Linked DNA regions of Homo sapiens: region 1 is linked to region 2. The links are chromatin loops, found by intact Hi-C in ENCODE. Cell type or tissue: Caco-2. All regions are shown on one strand. Links, peaks and the distances in the headings refer to the core of each region. The heading gives the core; the rest is flanking DNA. Region 1 overlaps PHGDH (phosphoglycerate dehydrogenase). Region 2 has its middle 12 kb from the start of LINC00622.

Region 1 (12,533 bases), core at 1,713-9,712, 110 kb before region 2:
CTAAATTTCCTGTGAGGGTGCCCAACCATTCTAGCCTTCATATGTCTTTTTGGACCTGATTCTGCACCCTTAAGTATTAACTACCTCTCCTTGCTTCCTGCCATCCACAAATGACACATGGTTCAGGCTGTTGATGAGAATGGTGGGCAAGGTGGAGCACTATTGCATACTATCTCCCTCCAAACTGAGGTGGCCCATTCCACAACAGCACCAAGCACTAATCCCTTCAATAGCACCAAGCTCAAGGGGCTCCATCCGAACCCCGAGGGAATCATGAAAGATGTCTTACCAAAGTCCATATCTATACACAATCTAAATACCCATCATTGAGAGAATGGCCAAATAAAAAGCAATTTATCTGCACAATAAAATTCCACACAACTGTTTAAAAATATGCTAGATTTAGTTGTTCTGAGATAAACATGTTTTTTTCTTAACATCACAAACAATATTCTATTGTTTGCAGCCAAAGAATCCATCCACAGGCATGGAACTGTATGCATTCTGTGCAAATGCATAGAAAAGTCTCGGATGACATGCTAAACTGATGTTTACCGTGAGGAGACTAGGGTTCAGATGGTAATCAAGTATAGCCTTGTCCAAGTTTTAATTTATATGAGAATGCATTCCTTTATTACATGATTAAAACATAACTTTAAATAGTCCGGGTATCTGACATCTAGGGATTTCCATACTCTACCAGTTTAATAATGGTTTCCAAAAAGAGGATGAGGCTAGTATGAAATAACTTGTGTTTAATAAACACTTATCCTCATTTCCTGTCTGGGTGCTTATACATCTCTTTCACAATATGTTCAAGAATCTTCCTTTCCCTTTAGAAAATCTTGTTCTCCAAGACCGGTAGAACTGATGAGCTCTCCGCCCTAAGACAAAATTCATCCAGACTCAAAAGTATGATAATGACGTGGTTGAGGTAAGCAGCTGAGCACGAGAAGAGGCCACTTAGACTCTCCGGAATGATGAGGTCCAGGCAGCTCCGGAGGGGCTGAGGTGGGAGACGGAATGATCCAAGCCATGTTTCAGGGGTTTACAAAGAGCATGTTCTGGAAGCAAGACAGTTAAGAATGACCCTCCAGAGACATCTGGACAGAAGAAATGCAAAGTGAAGGCACTGGCACCCTCCACACCATGCTGGGAATGGGAATAAAACATTCAGTGGGTGACCTGCTCTGAGGCACAGATTAACACTGAAATGAGCAGGCCGTAGACATCTCTTTCAATCAAACACATGCACGAGAGGTGTCAGCCATTTCCTGACACTGATGCTCAAGGTCCCAGGTACCCATGCACCTCTTGGAAGCATCCCAGGGTAGAGAGTTGGGCAGTGCCAGATGGACAGACAAGCTTACCTAGCACCTCAATCATTCAGGAATGAGGTGGGGCTTTTCATCTGGTTGAAGTCGCTGCCGAAGTCTCCATGATGAAGAATATTGCCAGGAATATTGATGTGTAGTGGTGCCACGGAGAAGGAAGCCTGGGGAAGGGGAGTCATGGGGAAGAGGACCCCCTGGGGAAGGGGGCAGGAGCCTTGGAACGGCCACTGGTCTGGAGCCTGTCTCCCAGTTACTGCTTCATCAATGAAATGCTCACCTATTTGGCTATGAGTGCTCTTAGTTTTACTTAACTCCTGACCTCTGCCTTTTATATCAAAATTCTCCATGGACTAAACCTTGACCCTTGATCCCTTACAAAAGAGGATGGAGGAGGGAGTGCTCTTTGTGGCTTATGGCATCCCACCATCCCTGCACAGAGGGCAAGGCTGTGGTTTGTTTACATGATCAATGATCCTGCTGGGCTACATCTGCCTCTCTCAGGAGTCCAGGGATCAAGAATACACCTGGCCCTTCTCAGTGCAGAGGCTTAGGAAAGATATCTGGCTGACTTAAATAAATAAGATGGGGAGTGGAGGCAGGAGGGAGAGGATAATATTCAATGTGTACAATGGGATGCTCACCAGGCTCTAGGCTACTGTCCATTTGCTATGAGTCCTTAGGCATAAGCTTACAAATTCTAGATGTCAATGTAAAATTAAGGGTTAATCTATTAAGATCCCTTCTAACTCTAAGAAGGTAGGAGGGATGTAGAAAAAGGGAGAGTTCCATAGCAGCTCTATGTAAACTTTTCTAGATTTGACATGATCTGGTTGTCAAAACTGATCTCCTAATGTTTAAAGACTTCCTGGCTGCAGTTTGACCCCATAATCCCTGTAATTCCCTAAAACAGAAAGTGAACAGAGAGATGTCCCATAGTAGCCTTAGTGGGTTCATCTCTTTGGCCTATCTGGGAAGCCCTGCAGATCCCCTCTCTTAGCTGAATTGCCTCTCTCATTTGCAAGGTCTCCTGGATTAGCCCAAGTGGGTGGCACTGCTACTGATGGCAACCAGAGGGTTGCAATCAGGCTAAGGGAGTAGCCAGAAGCCTACTGAGCTCCCAGAGTAGGAAAAGGCAGAGACCTGGGGGAAGACAGGAGTTAGGTGTGATTTCTGAGACCGGTGTGAGGTCTTCCAGCCACCATAGGCTCTACAATCATATCATAGTGTACATACAAGCACTTTTAAATCTTTTCTGAAATATGGAGGGAAACTGGAAGGACAGATGGACAATGGATGTAAGGCTCTACTGTGAGGCCATAAACTTGTTCCTGTTTTCTAAATTATCACAGGAAAGCAGACAAAACAAAAGCAGGAAGGAAAGAAAGAATGGGCAGGACACAAGCACCCTCCCTGTGAGGCAGGATAGGTAATCAAGGAAGTGCAGCAACCTTGGTGATCCTATAGTCAACACAATAAGCCTCGGTATTCATATTCTAACTGAGCTCATTCAAGCAAAGCTATCTTCAGTAGGGAACTTCCCATCTAGACAGCCTGTGCACTTTGATTTTTCCTGTCCTCAAACTGACCCCCTGGCTCATTATAATAGTAAAAAACACACTCCTGGGTGGAGATTTAAGATGCTAATAAGACATGTGCCAAATGAACAAGAATGTACAGCTACTACTCATGTGCACCCAGAGGACCACCCAAAACATGCTTACTAGTAACAGCTCTTCCCACCTCCTTATGAATAATCATGTAAAACTCCTATAAAGGGAGTTTCTCCAGCAATAATCAACACTGCCTCATTCGTTTTTGTTTTTGTTTCTGTTTTTTAAGACGGAGTCTCGCTCTGTCGCCCAGGCTGGAGTGCAGTGGCATGATCTCGGCTCACTGCAAGCTCCGCCTCCCGGGTTCACGCCATTCTCCTGCCTCAGCCTCCCAAGTAGCTGGGACTACAGGCGCCCGCCACCACGCCCGGCTAATTTTTTTTTTTTTTTTTTTAGTAGCGATGCGGTTTCACCATGTTATCCAGGATGGTCTTGATCTCCTGACCTCATGATCTGCCTGCCTCGGCCTCCCAAAGTGCTGGATTACAGGCGTGAGCCACCGCGCCCGGCCAACACTGCCTCACTCTTATGAGCAGCCCACCCTGAATTCTCTCTCTCCCGAGGTGTACTGTCTACTCTGCACTTAACTTTCAAAATATTCTTTTTCCTTTGCAATAAACTCCTCAATGCTGCACCGTGTCTCTTGTTTAAATTCTTTTAAACTAAGAAGACAGGAACCAAAGTCTCAAAAGAGCCATCAACACCTGGTTCACTGGGACTCAGGGCTATTCACTCACCAGAGAGCTAAAGGACCCCCACCAAGTATTTCCAGCTTTTGAGTCCAGATCAGCAGGCCAGTGTTCTCTCCCTCCTTGACTTTAACACTTATTTAGATGGGGGCTCCAAGAGAGGGTCAGACCCTCCTAGAACAAAGCTTCTGGCTTCTGCCCAGACATGCTGCCTTTCCCAAAATTGCTGCAGAAAGTCCCACATCACAGGGTTCCAGCAACATCTTACCTTCATCCCAAAGGACTGCATCCGGGTAGCTACCTCTCTCCCAATCCTGCCCAGGCCAAGAATTCCCAGGGTCTTTCCATTCAGCTCTGTTCCCATGAACTGCAACCAAACAGGCAAAAGGAAAGAAGCTGAAGTCAGCAACATGAGTGGACCCCGGGCCCTGAGCCCAGGTGGGGCGAGTCAAGGCCGCTGCTCACCTTCTTCCGCTCCCATTTGCCGTCCTTCATCGAAGCCGTCGCCTGGGGAATCTGCCTGCAAGGATAGACACAGGTTCAGAGGGTCCATTCGGACTCCCGCCAGCCCAGGAAGGAGATGCAACATCAGGTTTGCACAGTCACTGCCCATGACAGCCACTTCCCCAAGAACTGGGTCTGGGGGTTCAGGTTTAGGAACACTGATGGGGGATAAAGGGAAAACAGAAGAGAGAAACCCTTGGCAAGATCTGACTTAGAAAGCCTGGGATTTCTGTGACCAGCCAGGCATCTGGGAGGAGGTATGGATTCCACCTCAGCCACTGAGGCATCAACCAGAGTGAGTTTTTTACTTTAAGCGATCGCCAATCCTCCAGGGTCTGTAGGGATAACTGAGTGGGGTACTGGGCAACTCTGATGACATCGAGTACTCCAGAAGCTCAAGGAATTATTTTGATCTACCTATCTCATCCAGCACCATAACCTATGACGTCTTCTACTATTATGAAGAGGACACCTAATTACCTATGCTTCCTTGAGAGTTTCTTAACCCCGAGGGTCTTAGACTAGTCTGGACCCTAGAGTGGGTGGGTGGATGCCAAAGCCCAGACACTTCCATTCTGTCCTGAATGCGTGGTCCCAACATTTTTAAACATCCGCACCACCTTCCTGTCCCACCACCACCAACACACACACACACACACACACACACACACACACACACACACACACTCTTCACAGCCTGTCTCCTCCTATTAGTCCAGATGGAAGTCTGAGTCTACATCTGTGTTTTCTGGAGGAGACAGAGGAAGTGGCAATTAGGGCAACATTAGAGGTCAAAGGGCGATATATGTCCTGTGGGCATGGGTCATCAACACATCTCTGGAGGCAAAAAAGGAAGATTTGAGAAACAATGTTTAAGGAGCACTTTATTTTAGACATCCTAAAAGAAATGTTTAGACACACATTAACTCCTCTAACATTCACAGCTGCACGGAGGGAGGCACTGGAGGTTAAACAGTTCTCCCCAGATCACCCAACTGGAGGCACTTGAACAGATTCAAAGCCAGCAAAGTCAACCCCAGCACGGCCAGCCTCCTGAGTACTTAAATGTAGGCCTTTAACCTGATGCCAAAAACCTCAGAGTGAGCGAGCGTGCAAAAAGAGAAATCTCAAGCTGCTACTTCCGTGCTTTCACTTCACTAACTTCTAACACAAAAACATTCTCTCATCTCTACACATCACTAGGACATTGATCTCCATCTGAGGGTAAGGCTGAAGGTGGAATCTGTCCTCCATCACAGAGGCGCACGATCTTATGGGTAAACTCAGAAGAACTTCAGTACCAAGCCACATGGGGGACAAGCTGCATTCACCTCACTGCTCTGACCCATCAGGCAGGTAATAAGGACAGGGACTTGCCTTGAGGAACTGTTCACTTCTTGGGAAAGCTTGCCTGATAAAATGCCTTTGACCTAGTGAGACAGAGCCCCACCTGGCCCCTCTCTCCTCTCCCTCACATCCTATTTTCTTCCCACCAGACTCCACAGTGCTATCTAAGATGTATGCGTGCGGCACCACAGAACACAAGAAATCCCTAACCCTTTTCTCTGGCTGCTGCTCCCAGCTGATCATGGAGCCTCTCCAGGTTTCAATGCTTTGGAATCCTCATCAGGCCAGACTGGAGAGGACTCTAATGTGGGCGAGGGTCCTCACAATAATTAAATGGTTGCTGGCCTGACTTACTAGAGGAGGAGATGGTAAAGCAGGCAAAAATGGTGAAACCTACATTTGTTGATTCTCTCCTTCCTTCCTTTCTGTGTGCTGTTCTTCTGCACCTCAGGAGCCCCCGCCATCTGCTCAAAGTCCCTACTGTGAGGCCCAGCCACGCCTGCTCTCCACCCACATTGCCCAATCCTGTAGAGTCTACATATAGGCACCCACACTCTCCTACCGTCCTCCCTGCTAGGAACAGTCTGATGAAACGAACGCATTCCTTCCCAATAGGGTGTGCGTGTTTCCTAGTTTTGATGCACCTTTGATGAGTGAGGTCATGGTGAGCAGTTGACAATGGGGAGCTTCTTTTAAACCACAGCATTTCACCGATTCCTTTAAACAAAGCTGGTCCTGGAAAAGGAGGGAAAGTATTGCTGGCTCCCAATCCTTTCCTTCCACCTCCAGAAAAAAAGTGAGGTAATTAATCAGAAAGCCACATTGAGATCTTTTCCCTTACTCAAAAAAAAAAAAAAAAATCCCTGAAGGTAATAGCTGAAGTGAAACCAGGGTGCCAGGCTTCTGTACTTCTCCAGGGGGAGAGACACTCAGCCTAGATGTTCTGGGAGAACCCGGCTGCCAGCCTGGGGGCCCCTTCTAGGCTGAGACCCTACTGCTGTGTAAGCTATCCCTGTTTCTCCTTTCCCCCCACTGCCTCCTTTCACCTACCAGTGAATATCAGTGAATACCAGAGAGCTCAGATGGAAACTGCAGGGAGGAGTTAGAGCAGAGGTAAATTCCCCCAGATCCTCCTCCAGCAGGAGGGAAAGCAGGTCTCGCCATGGGAAAAGTAATTTCTTGGTCCCGGAAGGTTTCAGGCCTGAGTAGAGAAACAAGGAGTCCTTGATGCCTAGGTCCGCTGGTTTAGGGAATCCATGGAGCTTCAAAGGGACCTAGAACAACTTCCTACCCTGTTTATTGGGAGCCTTGTTCTTCCCCTTGACCACATAAATGCTTGAATTGCCTGTTCAACAGAAGTGCTCCATGCAATCAGTTTTGCCAAATTACTAACCAACACACTGAGACTCAAGCACATTCTGTGCCACAACCATTTGATTTCTAGGCTGCCCCATCCACTCAAGAGGCCTGGAACTCCTGCTAGAAGAGCAAGAGTCTTGCCCATTTGAGTTCCATTGTGTTATGAACCCACAGAACACACAAGGACCCTGAAGCAGGTTCTTACTCCATTCTATTACAATACAGATTTGTAAGGGCAGTGACAGAGATAAGCCCTGAGGGCCAGGGGAATCAGTGAGGGACATAGCCTAGCTGGAAAAGCCAGAGAGCTTCTTGGATAAATTAATACTGAAGCTTAATCTTGAAAAGTAAGCAGAGGGTACCTAGACACTGTCCATACCCTGCTGCCTGGAACATCCTTCCTTGTTATCTCCAGGCAGCAGGGTATGGAGAACATTTGCAAGAGTTGGAGGCTAGAGAAGGCAGATTGTCTGCAGCATGGAGAATAGAACATGAGTAAAGAGAAGTGCACCTTTGTGCACTAGGGAACCTGTGTAATGAATGTTGAATAGAGGACCTGATGGCCTTAAAGGTTCTTTGCAGTCTGCATGTCGCCTTCTTAGCAGTCTGCAAGTCGCTGAGACGAAATGTTTCTAAGTTTTTCTGGGTCCATTTGCTTGGCAAGTGGTAATAATTGGCATATCGGAGAGACTAGCTTTGCTGAGAAGTCAGGGACTTACCTGGCCAGGCACATGATCATTCCACAAGTGAGTTCTGCGGCACTGAGGCTGTTCCCATTGGGGGTGCTAAAGATCAAAGAAAAGGGGGACATCAATGGGCACAGACCCAGTATTCCCACTCCTTCCCCAAGAGAAAGCCTTGAGTGCAGGCTGTGTTCTCTCACTCCTGCTCCATGAACTGACCACGCCACTGTCCAGAGTTCTCTGATGTACTCTCGCCCTAAGCCAAGGGCTGGAAAGAAACCCCCTTCCCCTGGCTTTATGTTTCCCTGCAGAGGGACCTCCATTAGAGAAACATATCTGGCTTCTCTCTATCCAAACACTCCTCCCAAGGCAGAGAAGTGTCTCACATGATCAGATTTGTGTGTGGTTCAGCCCTTTTCTTTCTCCTATTTCAGGATCTACCTGCCTCCAGAAAGCACAAATTCCCTGCTGCTCCTACCATTGATCTTACCAAGGTCAGAGTCTCTCGAATTCAGGGCTCAGTCCAATGCCTACATATCTTCATCAAGTTACCCAACCTGGCTTTTTTTTTTTTTTTTTGACAAGGCCTCGCTCTGTCACCCAGGCTGGAGTGTACTGGCATGATCACAGCTCACTGCAGCCTTGACTTCCCAGGGTTCAAGCAATCCTTCCAGCTCAACCTTCTCAGTAGCTGAGACTACAGGCTGGTGCCAACATACCTGGCTTTTCTTTCCTTCTTTTTTTTTTTTTGTATTTTTGTAGAGATGGGGGTCTCACTTTGTTGCCCAGGCTGGTCTCAAACTCCTGGGCCCAAGTGATCCTCCCACCTTGGCCTTCCAAAGTGCTGGGATTACAGGTGTGAGCCCCCACACGCAGCCCCAACCTAGCTTTTATTAGTAATCTCCACCTGTCTGACTACTCTTCCTATCTCTCAACAAGTTCTGAACTGAGAAAGCCTCCTCACACCCTAAGTCACAGGGCAATCCAGACCCTTCCCATTTTATAAACAAAAAAATAGAGGTGGCAACCCACAAAACTATTTTTCTTTTCTTAAATGCTTTTTAGGTTTTTGAAAGAATTTCATATACGTGTTCACCCTGATTATTCCCCTACTGGGTCTGTCTTTTTCATCTCTGGAATGAAGGTTAATAAGGTTACAAGAAGAAAAAGTCAAGAGATCCTGTATAAGATAAACGGACTCTCAGAGTCTGTCTGCCTGCAAAACCACCTGGCTTCTCATCCTCCCACAGCAAACAGGCTGTATGGGGGCGCAAGTAGAGGTGCAGAGATTGGGGCCTGGCTGCCTCTGGGTCCAAGGCAAGAATGTGGGATGGGTTATCGTTTAACATTTCTGCTGTTGAATATTGACTTCAGTCAGGTGACCAATTAACCTCTACCCTACAGGGGGAAGTGCAGTGCAGGGGAGGGGAAAGGTCTTAAGGACAATGAAGTCCCCAAGGGAAGAGAAAAGTCTTAAGAACAAAGAGGCCTGGGGATGGCCTTGCCATACCATCTAAGTGACAGAACGGGTACAGTACAGCACTGGCGTGCTGATGACCTCTGCCCCTGTGTTTCTGCAGAAACAGCTTTAAATGGGACCCTTCTCCTCTTGCCCTAGAGCACTGAAAGAGAAACTAGTGTCTTAGTTCCAGAAGGTGGCAGGGAAGTGGGGAGGGCAAGGATTCTAGTCATTAGTCTGCTAGCAAAGGTTGTGCCTCTGTACAAGCACAGTAAAGTAGAGCTGACAAAAACCTGCCACAAACAGCATTAATAGAGGCAGAGGGGGCTGGGTGGGAGCAGGAAATGCAGATGAACTCACTGACCTTCCGATTCCTGAACCAGGTCACAGAGGTGCAAGCAACTGCGCATGGGGTGGGCTCGTGAAACATTTTGAGATTATGCAGGGACTCTCAATTTCAAAAACTGTGTAACACCCTGATGGCATTGGTGATATAGTGGTGAGCATAGCTGCCTTCCAAAAACCTTGAAACCACTATGCTGTGTGTGTTGACCATGCAGGCCCTAGACCAGGCATCCTCCTGGAAGCCCTTCCAATGGACTCAGCTTTCTCTCAAGTGAGTTTTTTCTCCCTAGGTGTGGTCAGTCTCCGCACTCACCCCCCTACCCCCAAACCGCCCGCAGCCTCCATGACTTACTTCATAACCAAGATGCCCTTCCTTGTTGCGGCCTCCAGATCCACATTGTCCACACCTGTGCCAGCCCTGCCCACCACCTGGAGTTTCTCAGCTGCGTTGATGACATCAGCGGTCACCTTGGTGGCAGAGCGAACAATAAGGCCTTCACAGTCCTGAAGCAGAAAAAACATTTGGGTCCAGAAAGTCATTCTGTGAGAACTCGTAAAGCCGCAGGCACATCATTGCTTACTCCTGAGTAAGAGATGCATTTCCGGAACCTTAGGAAGTCACTGATGACTGCCAGTTCATAGATATCTTTGGTATACTCACTAGGGAAATGTGGGCTAGGACTCATGCTGATTTTTACTTAGAGTGGAGGAGACTGTGCCTCTAACACACCAACCGCTTTGTTTGGCATGCTCAAGAAAGGGCAGCATTGGCCCATGGGCTCTGGGCACCTGGCTCATCTCTCTAGACAGCACCATGATGCCTGCAGCCTGGATGTCCATCAGACACATGCTGGAAGTCAGGGGCCATCTCCTGTTCCTCTCTGTATACCCTATCATTCCTGCACATTGCTTGCTCAAAATGGGAGTTCCTGCCTGCTGGCTGATTTTGATATATCCAAAGAAAGAAAGGCAATGTCATCTGTCCACACATCTGATAGGTTCTGCCATTGGTCAGGCCTGGGTTCAAATCCAAGGCCCCTGCCTTCCAAGCTATGAATCAGCTTCGGCCTTCTCAAGTGTGTGAGGAACAAGCGAGAGAGAACAGGCACAGCACCTAGCACAGTATCTGGCGACGCTTAATGAACATCACTACCTCCATTAGACACTGAGCTACTGAGGGCAGAGGTGGGATCAAATTCTACTTTGTAAGCCCCTGTCCCTGATACAGGGAAGGCACTCAATAAATGTTGGTTGGCCGAATGAGTAAATAATGAATGAAACGAATGTTGAAAGAAAAACATTTCCTAAAAGAGAGACCAAAGGAAGAGGGGCAGGGGAAAAATGAGAGCAATTAAATTCATCTAGACTTGCTCAGACACCCAGGCAATATTAGACTAAAAATATACATATGCAAAAAATAAGACACTGAATTCATCATAGCCACTATACGTGAGCTAAGTCAGATCCCCAAGACAATCTTCCTTATGCTCACCCAGAATCCTGTGGTATGTGGTTCTTTCCAGAATAAGAATATTCTTGCTCAAACACAGAATGAGAATCCCTAAGAAATGGGGCAGGTGAGCAAGTCCACACTCTGTCCCAAAGTGGCAGACACCAGGCCGGTAAGAAAGCAGCAAGTATGCTTTCAAAAGCACCAAGCTGGGAACCAGGAAGACAGAGTTCTAATCCTAGGTCTGCCAACAATGTGTGGGTCACTGCGGTAATTCACCTCACTCTATACCCCTAGTCTCTACCTGTAAAATAAAAGAGATGGAGCACATGGCTCCTCAGATCCATTTTCCCCGTAGAGCTCTCAGCTGGATCCCATGAAAACCTTCTTTTACCTTCATTCCCACTGCATGGATTCTGGAGATAGAGAAAGGTCATGAGAAGTTGGCTTCTAGGGTAAGGGCCCACACTGTGTTTGTTGTGCACGAGCCTAGAGCATAGGAGCAAATATGGACAAAGTAAATGTAAGGAGAGCAGTGGGTAATTTTATCTCCACTAAGAAGAGAAGAGGAATGATGCTTAGGCTGCAGCATAGAATATTTAAGCCTTAAGAGCTTCTAAACACTGGAAGAATTGTTCAAGAGCAATAGTAGAACGATTCCTCTGGAGGTGTTTATGCATCACACATCCTCACTGCTTGGGGGCTGTGCCTACCAGCAGAGAGAAACATGCAGGCGGCCTGGAAGACACTCCAAATCCTTTTATGTCTGAGGTTCTGAAGCAGAACGTCAGAGTGGGAGATTTGAAGAAATGTTCACCAGCATCTGGTCCAACTCCATTTTACAGAGGAAAAACTGAAGCCCAACAAAGTTAAGCCTGCCTACTTTCCCTTCCCCTCCCCTGTACTTTTCTTCCTTCATTTTATCGGATGCCCGCTATGTACGTATCTGGCATTATGCTAAACTGATTATGACCTGGGTGTATACAAGTCACATGGGCACCCAGGGCTTAGAGGAATCAAACAGAAGCCACCTCAGTGCTGACTGCCCCAGTGCTGAGGCCAACACCAGGTGAGCACCTGGAGGTATTCTGATTTCCCCCCATAGCAGCCTAGTTAAATATCAGCCAAGCCAGGCAGAAACAGGATACTGGCATCTTTTCCACATTCAAGTCCACCACACAGGCTCCAAAGAAAAGGATTTCCCTGCCTGGACACACTTTACTGACTTTTCAAGGTGCAATAAAGTTATCTTCCAGGAAACATTTGCCAACAACCCTGAACTGTCACTCTCCCTACACCCCACCATTTTTGTTGTGATCACCAATATAATATGTTTCATATCTAGTTGTCCTCTCTTAGACCTGCAGTTTTGGTCTCCTTAGTTATATTTTCTATGCCTAATGCAGGGATTTTATATTAAAACTTTATCTACTCTATACCATATATCCATAGTACCAGCCTCACCAGCACATAAACCATTTATTGAGCACCTGCTGGGTACTAGGCATTACACCAGTTGCTTTACATTATTCTCTTCACAACTCCAAGGAGAAGGGGTATAATCATCCCCAGTTTCCAGATAAAGAAACAGAGGCTTTGAGAGGTAACCTGCCCAAGGTCACTCTTACAGATCAAAAACCAGCCAAGAACTGGAAAGTCATTGCCACTGGCTAACTCTGAGACTGTAACTGAAGAAGAGTTGGTAGACCTGCCAAGATGTCAAGAAGATAGGGCCAGAGCCAAGGCCATGGCC
Region 2 (12,533 bases), core at 1,718-9,717:
GTTATGCTAGGGCAAGATGATACATTCAGCAAAGGCTCAGCATTAAGCAGATTCTCTGCCAAGGACTCTGCAACTATAAGTCAGAGTCCCCACCACTGCTGCAAATCAGGCAATGCCCACTTTAGCTGGCTTTGTTGGGTGAGGGAAGGGACAGTGTGTAACCTTGGAAAAGCTAGTTCACTTTGTCAAGGGGCTGGAAAAGGATCTGGCTAGACTTTTCTCTTGTCAAGTATAGCATTAGCGAATGTCTGAAATGAGGGTCACTTCAAGGTTTTAGCTGAAGTAGTTCTGCCGATTTCTGTGTTGAAGTTAATAGAGTTGGTAGAAATCACAGACATGACTTCACAGCCTGAGATTCACTGGACTGCCACAGCCACTGCTGAGTGTTGCTGCAGCCTAGACCAAGCCCTATAGGTATTCTTGATCTTGCTCCCATCTGTGCAGTGGAAAGATGCGGGTATGAGGTGTGGGGAAATCAAACCAAAGGACAAACATGAAGGCTCTTGTAAGATTCAGGAGCTTGTGTGAATGTTAGGAAGCAAGGTGGTTACCAGGTGGTTGTGCCCAGTGCTGCAGAGAAGGGGCTGCTGAGGGGTGTCCTAAAGTCTTGTGTCATAGCTCCTGGGAGCCTAGAAGGAGGAGAGAGGCAGTTGCTGTGCATATGGACTGTGTCTTCTGGGATTTCCAGCTCCTGGGGCAGGGTGATGAGGGAGTGAGAAGGCATGGCCTCCCTTTCTTGAGAACAGGAAGAAAGAAGGAACTAGTTCTGCTTCTCCTTTGAGGGTGTGCTGTGCGTGGAGTGTGCAGGGCAGAGCTTTGGCATTAACTGGCAGTGGACTTGAGCAAGGCATGACTTTTCTGGGTTTCTGATTCCTTTTCAGTAGGCACTGTCTCTATTGGTCCTGCCCATTTTAATTTCTAGTGATTGTCAAAGAATTAATTTTAAAACCTTCTTGGGAAACATCTATAGCTTAATGCCAAAACAAAAGGCCGTATTTAAGTCAGCATTAAGTTCTGCAGTTTAGTGGTCATCAGATATCAGGGAGGGAGGGAATCGGTTACTACTTGGCCCCACTTCTTGACCCTTCACAACCCTATGAGAGGTATGATGCCCCTTTCCCATTGAGGTGCCAGGTGCCACTAGAGCCAGGGAAGGGCTGGGAAACCACTTTCTCAAATAGCTTTGGCTTCATACAAACAAATAAGCACATGGAGGCTTGTGTTATTATGAAGTTTAGCTGCAGAAGTGTGCAGGTGCCAGAGGATGCAAATCATCTTACACTTTTACAGCCCAGTGTCACTGGCAACAGACCTTAGAACTGAGCCATATCCTTCATTTTGCGGGAAAGGAAACAGACGCAAGAAGGTAAAAAGATTTGCTTAACTTCGATGGCAAAATTGAAATAAGAACCCAGGATTTTCACTCTTCACTCTTATTTGCAAAAATATTCTTCTTCTAAAACAAAAGAATACTCGCTTGTTTTTGCCCTCCACCCCTTTGCTTAGTTTCTCTCACCCCCAGCTACTTTCATTTCTATACCATGAGGCACCTGCCTGTCTCCATTTATGCAGCACCCACGTCCACAAGCTGATGTTCAGATGGGAGGTTGGGCTGTATGGGCCAGACAAATGGATTAGATAGCTGACTTCTGGTTAAACCTGTCCTCTGCCCTCTTTCTAAATGTCTCTCATCCCAGGTTCCCCGCCCCCCGCCCCCCCCACCCCACTTTATGAATATGTTGGTAGGGCAACCTCCTAGTTCTATGCCTTCACCTCCCTTTTCATCTTAAAAGTAGCAAATCCTAGGTCACCATTACAGACGGTGGTCTAGGTGAACATTGAGAAAGCCATCTCACTTCCCAGGCCTCAGTTTCCTCATCGGTAAAATGAAAGAAGGAAAGGAGCCCACAGTTAAAGCTGGAATAAAGGTCCCTAGATCCTTCTTTAACTTCAATTTAATAAAAATTTTAGAGATGAAGTCTTGTCTGATGTTGAATTCCTGGATTCAAGTGATCTTCCCCCTCAGCCTCCCAGTAGCTGGGAATACAGGTGTGCCCCACCATGCCTGATGAAGCTTTCTTTGCTCTAAAATCTGAACTCCACAAAGACATTGATCTGCCCTGTAGGAGCCAGGGAGCTTTTTTCATTTACCCACGATAGGTCAGCAATAGGTGTTTTGCCTGCTGCTGAAAGAAGTTCCCATAATCAGAATTCACTGCATATTTTACAGGGATCAGTGCAAAATGAAATGTGGGGTCCCATGGCAGCCCCTTAAGCCAAGCACAGGCCCTGGGTGACCTCACCGGCCTTGTGCCCAGAGAGCTGCTCTGCTCAGAGCTACACCAGGGATTTGACAGACTCCAGCTGGTGCAGGAGGGAGTTAGTGCCAGGCTCGTGAGAAGGGTATTCCTACTTCAGTGGCCAGCGTTCATGCTAAGATGGCAATAGGCCCGGAGTCCATCTCACGCCCACCTCTCTGTCGCCAGTACCTGTTTTGGAAGAAGGGCTGACTGCATCAGTGCTGGTTCTTCCATGTCTTGAGGAAAGATTGCGCTGTTCAATAAGGAACTTCAGGTTTCCAGAACAGATTACTGACTGTTTTGGAGTCTGCAACTGACCTCAGTGCTCCCTGCCTTTGGGGACAGAGTGGCTAAGCCACTTTCTTTTCATCCAGCCTTCCCTCTCCACTTCCTCATAATGAACCTCTTTCATGCCTCAGATCACCGACCCCATTCCCTGCTCATTACCATTGGGTGGGATCTTGGGCCAAGATAAAGAAAAAGAACGCCCCTCAAATTTCCACCAGAGTCCCTTGATGTCTTAAGAAGCACATGTAGACAGAGAGGTTGCGTGGTCCTCACTTGAGTCAACTAAGAGTGGGAGATTCTCTTCTGAATTCAATTTTCAAAAGCAGCTTTTCCTTTTTTTGTAGTATAAAAATGCTCTGGGCCTTGCACCATTTCAGGTTTTGGATCTAATTCCCAGTCCCTTTATAACCTTGGCAGCTGGGCTTCGCCTTCATCAGCCTTTCCCTTTCCCTGCTCATGGGCCTCTCACAACCCCACTCACTCTTCATATCACACAAATGAGTTCATTCTCAGCACCATACCCACTATGTGGCTTATCTCTTTCCCATCTCTCATCATGATGATCCAGCTTCTTCAGGTTCATCAACACCGTGAAAATTCATCTTTGCATTCTTTCTTGCTTTGTCACTCAAAGCATTCTGCTCCCTGACTCTCCATCCCTCCTGTCTCCATCCTAGCAGTTGAGTTTGCTTGTGTTTCATCCTTCCATCCATCAGCCCATGTGTCTATTTTGTGTCAGTCACTGGGGACAGAGAGATGACATGGTGAGTTACTGTCCTTTGGACACGGCAGTATAGGGGTGGGGAACAGGATATATAAATGAAAAATTAATGGCAGTGGTACTATGCACAAAGCATGGAGGCTGTAAAAAGAGATGCTTTGGATGGTGAATAAGGAGCTGGGAAGGATGCACTGGCAGGAGAGCTTGGCACCCTCTAAGCCGAAGGAACGCAGTGCACTGGCCTGGGTAGATGTAAAAGCATGCTGCATGCAGGAAGCGCTGAGTTTGGAAAGTTGTTGAGGCACAAAGTAGGAGAATCTGGGGATAGGGCAGGGATTGATGAGAATTAGTCTGGAGTGTCAGGCAGGGCTCAGGTCTTCAGAGGCCCTCTGTTATGCTAAGGCTCACAGGCTCACCCTGACAGTCCTGGGGCTCCCCCTCGTGGTTGGTTTTAAGAAAGGGCGTGACATGGTGAGACTAGTTTGGAGAGAACTCTGGCAACACTGCTGAGGATAGGTTTCATGGGTGACTCTCCAAGACAAGGAGGCCTGTTGGGGGTACGAGTAGGAATGATGTTACCAGGGAGGAAGATGACACATTCAAGAGGTGTTGTGGAGGTAAAGTTGGTAGCGCTGAATGATAGGTGGGCGGAGTGGGGGGCTGCCATCCAGGTTTCTGGCTTGAGAAAGTGTGTGCTTGGGAATTCTGTGCCAATACCCAGTCCTGTCTAAACTAGCGGCCATTCTATCTCAGGCCTGCCGCAGTTGCCCCTGTATTCTGTTTTGTTACCAACCCATAAATCAGGCCTTCGTTTCTTACCTAGATTCTTCAAGTATCCTCTTCATCTCTTTCAGTCCATCCTACAACGTGCTGCCAAGGTAATCTTCCAGGGACAGCTGAACAATTCCCATTGCAGAGTGAATGATGTCCCAGCTTTTAGCATCACCATCAATATTCATAGCTAGAGGAGACATTCTTTTCCCATAGATTCCAATTTTTGAGAGAACATGAGGCATGTTGTATGTGTGGAGTAATTGAATGTCAAGTTGTCTTTTTTTTTTTTTTTTTTTTTTTTTTTGAGACAGAGTCTCACTCTGTTACCCAGGCTGGAGTACAATAGTGCAGTCTTGGCTCACTGAAACCTCAGCCTCCTGGATTCAAGCAATTCTCCTGCCTCAGACTCCCAAGTAGCTGGGATTACAGGCGCCAACACCTTGCCTGGCTAATTTTTTGTATTTTTAGTAGAGACGGGCTTTCGCCATGTTGGCCAGGCTGGTCTCGAACCCCTGACCTCAGGTGATCCATCTGCCTCAGCCTCCCAAGGTGCTGGGATTACAGGCGTGAACCACTGTGCCCAGCCCAAGTCGTCTTTAATGGGGACACAGAACTCCTACTCTGAGGTCAGTGAAGGAAGCAGGCAGGTCGTCTCCAGGGGTGGCCCCGGGTGATCCTGTGTGTGCCCATCATGTCTTTCCAGGTGTATCTTCCATTTCTGCCTTGGCGTGGTGCTCTCTGGTCTGGTCTCATTGTTCCCTAAAAGTGACCCCTTTCCCACCTGGGTCTTTGCAGACTCCATTGTCTCCACCTGGAATACTTTCCCTCACATTCCTGTCTGTTGAAATCCTACCCATCTTCTGATATTTAGCCCAAATGCAAGGACTCCATGAATCCCCTATGGGAATGGATCTCCCGGAAGCATTTTCCTTTCTTATGGCACTCTTCACATTTACTGTGCACTGCACCTAACACGTCTCCTATTTTATCTCCCGCACTGGACCACTAGACTGGGAGCAGAAGTGGAAAATCGGAGGCCTTAATCCTGGGGCCAGGCTGTGAGTGTGTTTTCTTAGTTTGCATATTTGTTCCCCACCAAATTTAATTTATTAAAAAATTATAACCTATGTTAAACATACAGGAAAGCTGAGAGTATGATATAATAATGTATATTTGGGACTTATCGCCAAGAATGAATAGATTTGCTGCTGACACCTCGCCACCCACTTTTTAAGATATAAATTATTGCACATACAGTTGGAACACTAGCCCACACATCCCTCTCCTGGAGCAGATCTTCACACTGCTTTTTCAAATTTAGAGTTAGTCACTAATATTTAGAAATCACGGGATTTCACATCATAATGGTCACTTTCCTGCCGGTTCTCACCAGTCCATCACAGGCTCTGGCCCATCCTGGCCCTTGGAACCTGCCTGTCTAGTCTGTGGCTTAGTCTGGCACCCGAGCTCTCTCATCTGCCCTCTGTACATGCTTTCCAGAAGGCGAGGGGCCTCCTCATGCCCCTCCATCCTCCTCTGCACCACTGCTCGGTCTGTGCCCACTGCCTGGACTGAGGAATTCAAGGCCTCATTCAAGCCCCACTGGCTCCTGTGGCTTTTCCCAGTGACTTCGGCTCAGCTCCATTCTCAGTACTCATATACACCTAGCCCTTAAGCCGGTGGTTGAGCATTTGCCTGTGCTTTTATTCAATCCTTTGTCAGGTACCCTGCAGAGCCACCCAGGTGGAGAAAAAGGACCCAAAAATCCCGGCCAGGTCAGGCTTCCTTGTTCTTCCCTCTTAGCCTTTGCTGCCCCCGTGTGGTGCACCACGTGAGGTGCAGCGGGGCTTGGTGCAGGAGCTTTACCTGCTTGGCACTCTCAGGTGTAAGAAGGGATGGCAAATTTTGTTGGCCACAACACTGCGAGGCGTTTGTGCTTGTTCAGTTGAGACTGTTGACTCATCCGGCCCCCTCGTCTCTTTCTTTGAACTCCCCTCGCTGCCCGTCGGAGATCTGTCATTTTCCTTCATTTCCCTGTGAAAATTGCCCTGGTGGTTTCCTAAGTGTAGGGTTTCACTAGGCTGAAAAACCAGGGGAAGGGCTCTTGTCCCTGATTCCACCACCCTCCGTTGATTCCCGTGGTACTTGGCATTAACATATGGATCGTGCGCACGCCTTACAAGAGCTGGAGAGATGCTGGCTCTTGCATTTTGTGCGGTGGCTGGGGAAGGAGGGGTGTTGCATTTTTCACCTTACCCCACTGCCTGGAGCCACTCGCCCCTGATGCTAGTGCTGATCATCTGTTCCTTGGGGTTTTGAAGGTGGTGGAAACCTGTTCATCTGGGCCAGAATGTGGTTCCCTTTTCTCTTCAGAATGAACACTGAAACTAACTCCATTGTGGTAATCAAATTCAACTGATTAATGATCTGTAAATTTCCTGTGTAAGAAAGAAGTCATTTTGATGTTGGATGTGACTCTCATCATGGCTGTGATACACAAAGGTCCAGAGGGAGACAGCTTCCATCTCCACACTCTGGACCCATAGCAACCTCCTCACCTGCTTCAGTTCAACTCTGTCCCTGACGCCCCTGACAGTGTTTCTTTTGAGTGTGTTTTCATTGATTGGTTAATGACTGTGTCATCACTGAAGTCCCCAAACTTGTCTTGATTGGCCTCCTCTCTTCAGGGAAATTGAGAAGAATGAGAGAACCAGTGATTAAAGAGGAGATGGAGGGAAGAAAGAGCCTAAGGATATGGAAGAATAAAGGAAGAAAGTATGTGATTTAAAGAAGAGGAGAAAGGAGAGAGAGAGGCAGTTAAATCTGGGGATGTGGGATAATAGACTTCTAATTTTGGGCTGAGTAGAAGGTATATTTTGGGAGAAGTTCACACTTGTTTTCTTTACTTGCCCAGGAACCCATGGTGTGGCTCATTGTGTGATTTGAAAGGGTGAAATGCAGGGTTATGTATGATCAGAATGGCCAACACACATATAGCCAGGAGTGTTCTAGAGACCTTCTAGGAAATTGGCACCGAAGCTGGTAGAGGCTGAATGCGTTTTTGTTTCTTTCAGCCCTGCTCGGGGCCATTAGGAAAGGCGTGCAATCTCTTTCAGATGCCCCTCAGGGATTCTCCTGGGTTCTAGAGAATCCCCTGCGTGCGACTGGGCAAGAAAGAGGTAACCCAAAAAAGCTGGGGCCCTCCAAAGTATCAGCACCCCATGCTCCAGTGTTCTGCTGTACCACTGACAAGACCAGTTCAGGCTGTGTGATTCCGTGGAAAGATAAGGACTTTCAAGGTCAACTGCCTTTTAGAAGGCCTAGCCATTAATCAGTTAGTGTGACTGTGAACAAGTTTCCTCACCGGTAAAATGGGAATAGTCACCCCTCGTGATAGGTTTCTGATGAGTATTCAGTGAGGGAATATATGTCATATGTAGGTCATGTTGTACACGCCTGAAACATAGTAGAGCTTATTCAGTCTTCATCGCCCTTCCTGACCCTCCCACTACTCTGCCCACCCCTCATCCCCAGCTCCATGCTACTCTCCTAGGTAAAAGATGGTGATACCTGGAAATGAAAAGGAACAAGGAAAGTATGTATTAACAGAAACCACGCCTCCCTCCAGGTTAGGCATTAAAACATTTATTGCTCTTTACATTGAACTGCGTGAAGAAATAGGAGATTTAAAAGAAAAGAAATGAAATCCTTTCTCATTTAAGAGGAGAAATGGAGCTCTAGTAGTTAAAAGCGACCCTCAAGTTAAAAGAGACCACAAGCCGGGCGCGGTGGCTCACGCCTGTAATCCCAGCACTTTGGGAGGCCGAGGCAGGCAGACCACGAGGTCAGGAGATTGATACCATCCTGGCTAACACGGTGAAACCCCGTCTCTACTAAAAATACAAAAAATTAGCTGGGCGTGGTGGCAGGTGCCTGTAGTCCCAGCTGCTCGGGGGGGCTGAGGCAGGAGAATGGTGTGAACCTGGGAGGCGGAGCTTGCAGTGAGCAGAGATTGCGCCACTGCACTCCAGCCTGGGGGACAGAGCCAGACTCTGTCTCAAAGGAAAAAAAAAAAAAGAGAGAGAGACCACAATTGTTCAGAATGAGCCACTGAGATTTGGAAAAAGCAAATCACATTGTATTTCCTCTGGTATATGATTAGGACAGAAAGCTCCTGGTTGAGCCAGGGAATGGGCAGGTTTTGATGACATGAGGAAGACAATAAGTTGGGCATTGTGTGAAAGGGAGACAACAGGACCTGGGCTTGTGCCATTGTCACCTTCTGTATGAAGCCAGGAGGATGGAGCTTGATGACATCACCTAACAATACCCACATGCACATCTCTGTCATCCTTAAATCGCTGAGTCTTGGACTTCACGGTCTCCTTGTGCCAGTCCACAAGGGAAACCCACTCCACGGTTCTAACAGACTCAGGTACATTCTTCTTGGCTTCCTCCCAGCTGTAAAGTGGCTTATATGCCAGATCTTGCTGAGCCTTCTTGTAAGAGAAGGTGAACACGCTATTTGACAATGTCACTCTGTGGTGGTTGAAGGGTGTCGATAGGTGTAAATTGGCCTCAGCAGGAAGCTCACTATTTCCAGCAGGAAGCCAATCCAGTACATCAGAGATAAAGGAAGGCTCCATCTAGAATCAAGGCAGAGGCCGAACTCTTTGCTCAGGATGTAATTAAGGTTATCATAGCTTTGGTGAGGCATGTCATCTGAGATGTAGTAGAACTGTCCTCGGACACTTGGGGCCTTCTTGGGCTCCCGCAGGGCCTCAAGGCCAGAATGTGGGCCCAGGCCATGTTTCCAATATAGACTGGGTTGACTCTGGAGAACTTGCTGAAACTTGACAGGATCCCATGGTTGTTTAGGGCCTCATTTATACCGGCAGAAAGGATTGGGCTTCCTTCCCCATAGATAAACATTGGTCTTAAGGCACAAGTGTACAAGGTGCCACCGTTTTTCAGAGTCCACCCATTAGCCGCCAGCACAGCCTTCTCAGCAAGCTTTTTGCTGTGTGGGTATGGAGCGTACCATGTGTTTTCCAGAGGCTCTTCTTCGTGACTGTTCTGGATGATTTCCTTGTAGGAATTGGGCCCGGCTACCTCTGGGGTACTGGTGTAGATGAAGACTGGCACTGTAGCTTGGACACAGGCCTCCAACAGAAGCTGGGTACCTACCAACGAAAAGCATTCTGTCAGTGTCAGGAAATATCCCTAAGGGGCCCCAACCACGTGCACATATCTCCACTCCCAAGTGCAGTGGTTATAACAGACTCAGGTACATTCTTTTGTGGCTCTGACTGAGACTGGGCCATGCTACAGCCATAGGAAAAACACCAAAATGAAAAGAAACTGACATATGGATTCTGGAGAGCAAGAATTTCTAGACTTTTGGGTGTTTGGATGTGTGTGTGTGTTTTTGTGTGTGTGTGTGTGTGTGTAGTTTAATTTTGGCAAAGGACCTAGGGTTATCACTTTATATTTTGCCAAGTAAGGATGTTGAAAATTATAATGTGACATCAATACCATTAAAGGCAGATTATTGAAAAACTAAAAAATCAGGAAGATATACTCTGAGAATATGGACAGTCCTGGTTCTTTGGCAAAAAAGGGCAGTAGAAGAATTTACATCACACACACAGACACCCATATACAGTTGTATATAAGCAATATACACTCTTAAATATACTGTTGAATATACATGCAATTGCTGGTATTTTTCTCATTTTGAGTGGACTGGTAAAACTTTGTCACCAGGACCATTCCTGGAGTCATTGAGCGAACAGTGGCTTGTGGGGAGATGCTGGAAACCCACACTCTTTTCCTGATTGTGCATTCCCTGGGAAAGCTGCTTCCAATTCTGGCTGTGACTCTGTTTACCTGGTTATGTAAAGTCGGGGTGATAAACCTTCCTTTAAACCCTGCCCTGGCGTTTCCTGTGGAGCCTGGTGGAGGACTGGGGAGAGGAGTGTGCCCTCTGCTGGTAACACCTGTACTGGGAGGACCTTGCCGCCTCCCCTGAGCTGTGTGGAAGTGTAGCTCATGGAGGTGTTCGGAGTGCCTTCCCTTGAAGAAGGAAGGAATTTCCTAGGCAAAGGATTATTATTTTTTCTTATTTTTTTTTATTCTTGGCCCTGTTTAAAGTCTCTGTGGAATTTGAGTTTCTGGAGAGACAGCCTCATGTTTTCAACAATTAATCTGGTGGCAGAGAAAATGCGGAAGTAGTTTACCTTCAAGGGGGAAATGACCAACATTGTGAAATATTTTCTAAGTCTTGGAGTGATAATGGTTTAGGAAACAGATGCCTCTAACACTTCCCCTGTCATTTTACCTTTCTTGTTGTTGGGAGCTGTGGAGAGTTAATAATTCAAATGAAACACTGGTTACTCTTAACACCCTCCTCACACTGTAGAGGTACTTAAAGGTATGCGTAAGTAGAAACTGGAAAGGTTTTTTTTTTTTGAGATGGTGCTGGAGACCCAAAAGCAATTAGTTGCTTTAGAAAAGGTGTCAGAGTAGACTGAATGTGGAGGGCTAGGCCAGTGGTGGGGTGCTGTGGTGCTGAAGAGACTGGGCTCTGGGAATCAGAGGGTGAGACTGCATGACGAGATTCCTTAAGGGAATGTGTCTGAATTTAAAGTAGTTTGGAAAGCTGCAATTCGGAAAGACCACCAAGACTTTAAGGGATGAGGATTGAATGAAGGTGCATGTTGGACACCTGGCTGGGAATGGCTCTGTAATAGCAGGCCCTGTGGCGAGCTGAAGAGACTGTGTATTCTGGACACTGGGAAACCCTTTTTCTTAAGAAAATATTGTGAGAAAGCATGTGCTGGATAATTCAGTCCTGACAGACCTCTGTGGACCAACTTTACTAATTCTCTCGAGAGAACTTCTTTGAGGTGGGCAGGAGGGCTCTGAATGTTCTTGATATGGGAGTGCTGGGAAGGGAAGAGCATGGTCCCTTTAAATGATATGGGAGGGGGGAAGGGAAGTGCTGGGTGAAGGAGGGTGTGGTCCCTGGCTATGGCTCTACTCCCAGGGACCTAGATGAGGACAAACATTTTCTGCCCAAATGTTGCATTTCCCAAGACCACCCTGGCCTGCCATGCCCCAATTCTCTGCCTATAAAACCCCCAAGACCCTAGCAGGACACACACAAACTGCCTGACAATGAGAGGAGCAGATTGGCAGAAGAAGATAGAAGGGGCTGGATGTCAGGAGGGGCACATCAGTGGAGGCACACATCAGCAGAGGAACACATGGGCAGCTGGACGTTGGGAGGAACACACCGCCCAGCAGAATGATGTGGAGTTTCCCTGGGATGGTCGGAGAAGAGTTGGGCAGTTGAACGGCCAACTCCATGGGAAAACCCTCCCCTTCTGGCATCCCCCAGCTGCTGAGAGCTACCTTCACTCAACAAAACCTGGCACTCATTCTCCAAGCCCAGGTGTGATCTAATTTCTCTGGTAACCAAAACAAGAACCCAGGATACAGAAAGCCCTCTGACCTTCCGACAAGGTAGAGGGTCTAATTTAGCTGGTTAAAACAAGCCGCCTGTAGATGTCAAAACTAAAAGAGCAAGACTAAAAGAGCACCATGTAACACACACCCACTGAGGCTTCAGGAGCTGTAAACATTCACCCCAGACACTGCTATGGTGTCGGAGTCCCACAGCCTGCCTGTCTCTATGCTCCCACAGAGGTTTGAGCAGTGAGGCATTGAAGAAGCAAGCCACACCCTCATTGCATGCCTGGTGAGGGGGATGAGGGAATTTTTCCCATTTCATTATCATAAGCCTACGCACAAGGTGACTTGTGTGTAGCACAATGATGACTATGGTGGCACCTGGAAGGTTTGATTCTGTCCCATAGAGGGATATCAAGAGTCTGAAGTTGGAATTTAGTTGACTTTTGATTGAAGCCACTATAGAAAGAGTGTCCACAGCCTTTGGAGTCACACAGGGGTGAGTTTAAAGTCTAACTCTCCTATTTACTTACTTACCTGGGGGGGCCTTGGACAAGTTACTTGCCATCTGTAGCACTGGTTTCCTCATGTAAAAAACTGAAGATAGCAGCTTTGAACTCCCCCAGTTGGTAGTGATCAGCAAAGACACTTGGTCCAGAGCATAGCAGGTGTTCAGTGGAGAGACTTCTTTTCCCTTCCTGTCCTTCTTTGTGATCCTTAATTCCCCACCTTGCTTCATCTCCTCCCCAGGCTACTGTACGTTTCACATTGATGTTCATGATGGACTCTCTGTGAGTGACACCGATGATGTCTATGATGGAGGTGGTGTGGATGATGACCGACATGTCCTGGCAGGCTCTCTTCAGGCATGACTCATCCAGAATGTCTCCTTCCAGCACCGTCAGCTTGGTCTTGTTCTGGAGCTCTGTGTGAACACCGGTCAGGTTATCAGAACGATTTCTGAAACGATTTCTGAA

The links. A loop is a pair of places that touch in the nucleus more often than their neighbours do. Peaks named below come from ENCODE experiments on the same cell type or tissue, not always from the same donor. Only the 100,000 strongest peaks of a DNase experiment are listed, where the experiment ranks them.
Region 1: a loop joins it to region 2, with 7 times the contacts of the local background. A loop is called at or near these places in 5 of 110 quality-filtered maps.

The regions. Positions count from the first base shown.
Region 1 is chr1:119,718,471-119,731,003 of GRCh38, reverse strand. PHGDH (phosphoglycerate dehydrogenase) reads right to left here. Exons shown (of 12, transcript NM_006623.4): 2 at 9,683-9,834; 3 at 7,563-7,628; 4 at 4,099-4,153; 5 at 3,902-4,000. Among named protein-coding and RNA genes, the nearest start is that of PHGDH, 13 kb to the right of the region's middle. In Caco-2, for the core only: no CTCF peak of the experiment used is centred there; DNase peaks (open chromatin) are centred at 6,015 and 8,953.
Region 2 is chr1:119,605,162-119,617,694 of GRCh38, reverse strand. It overlaps the pseudogene HSD3BP5. Among named protein-coding and RNA genes, the nearest start is that of LINC00622, 12 kb to the right of the region's middle. RefSeq lists a silencer at 63-263 and an enhancer at 11,783-12,533. In Caco-2, for the core only: CTCF peaks have their summits at 3,773 (motif pointing left) and 5,917 (motif pointing left); DNase peaks (open chromatin) are centred at 3,744 and 5,874.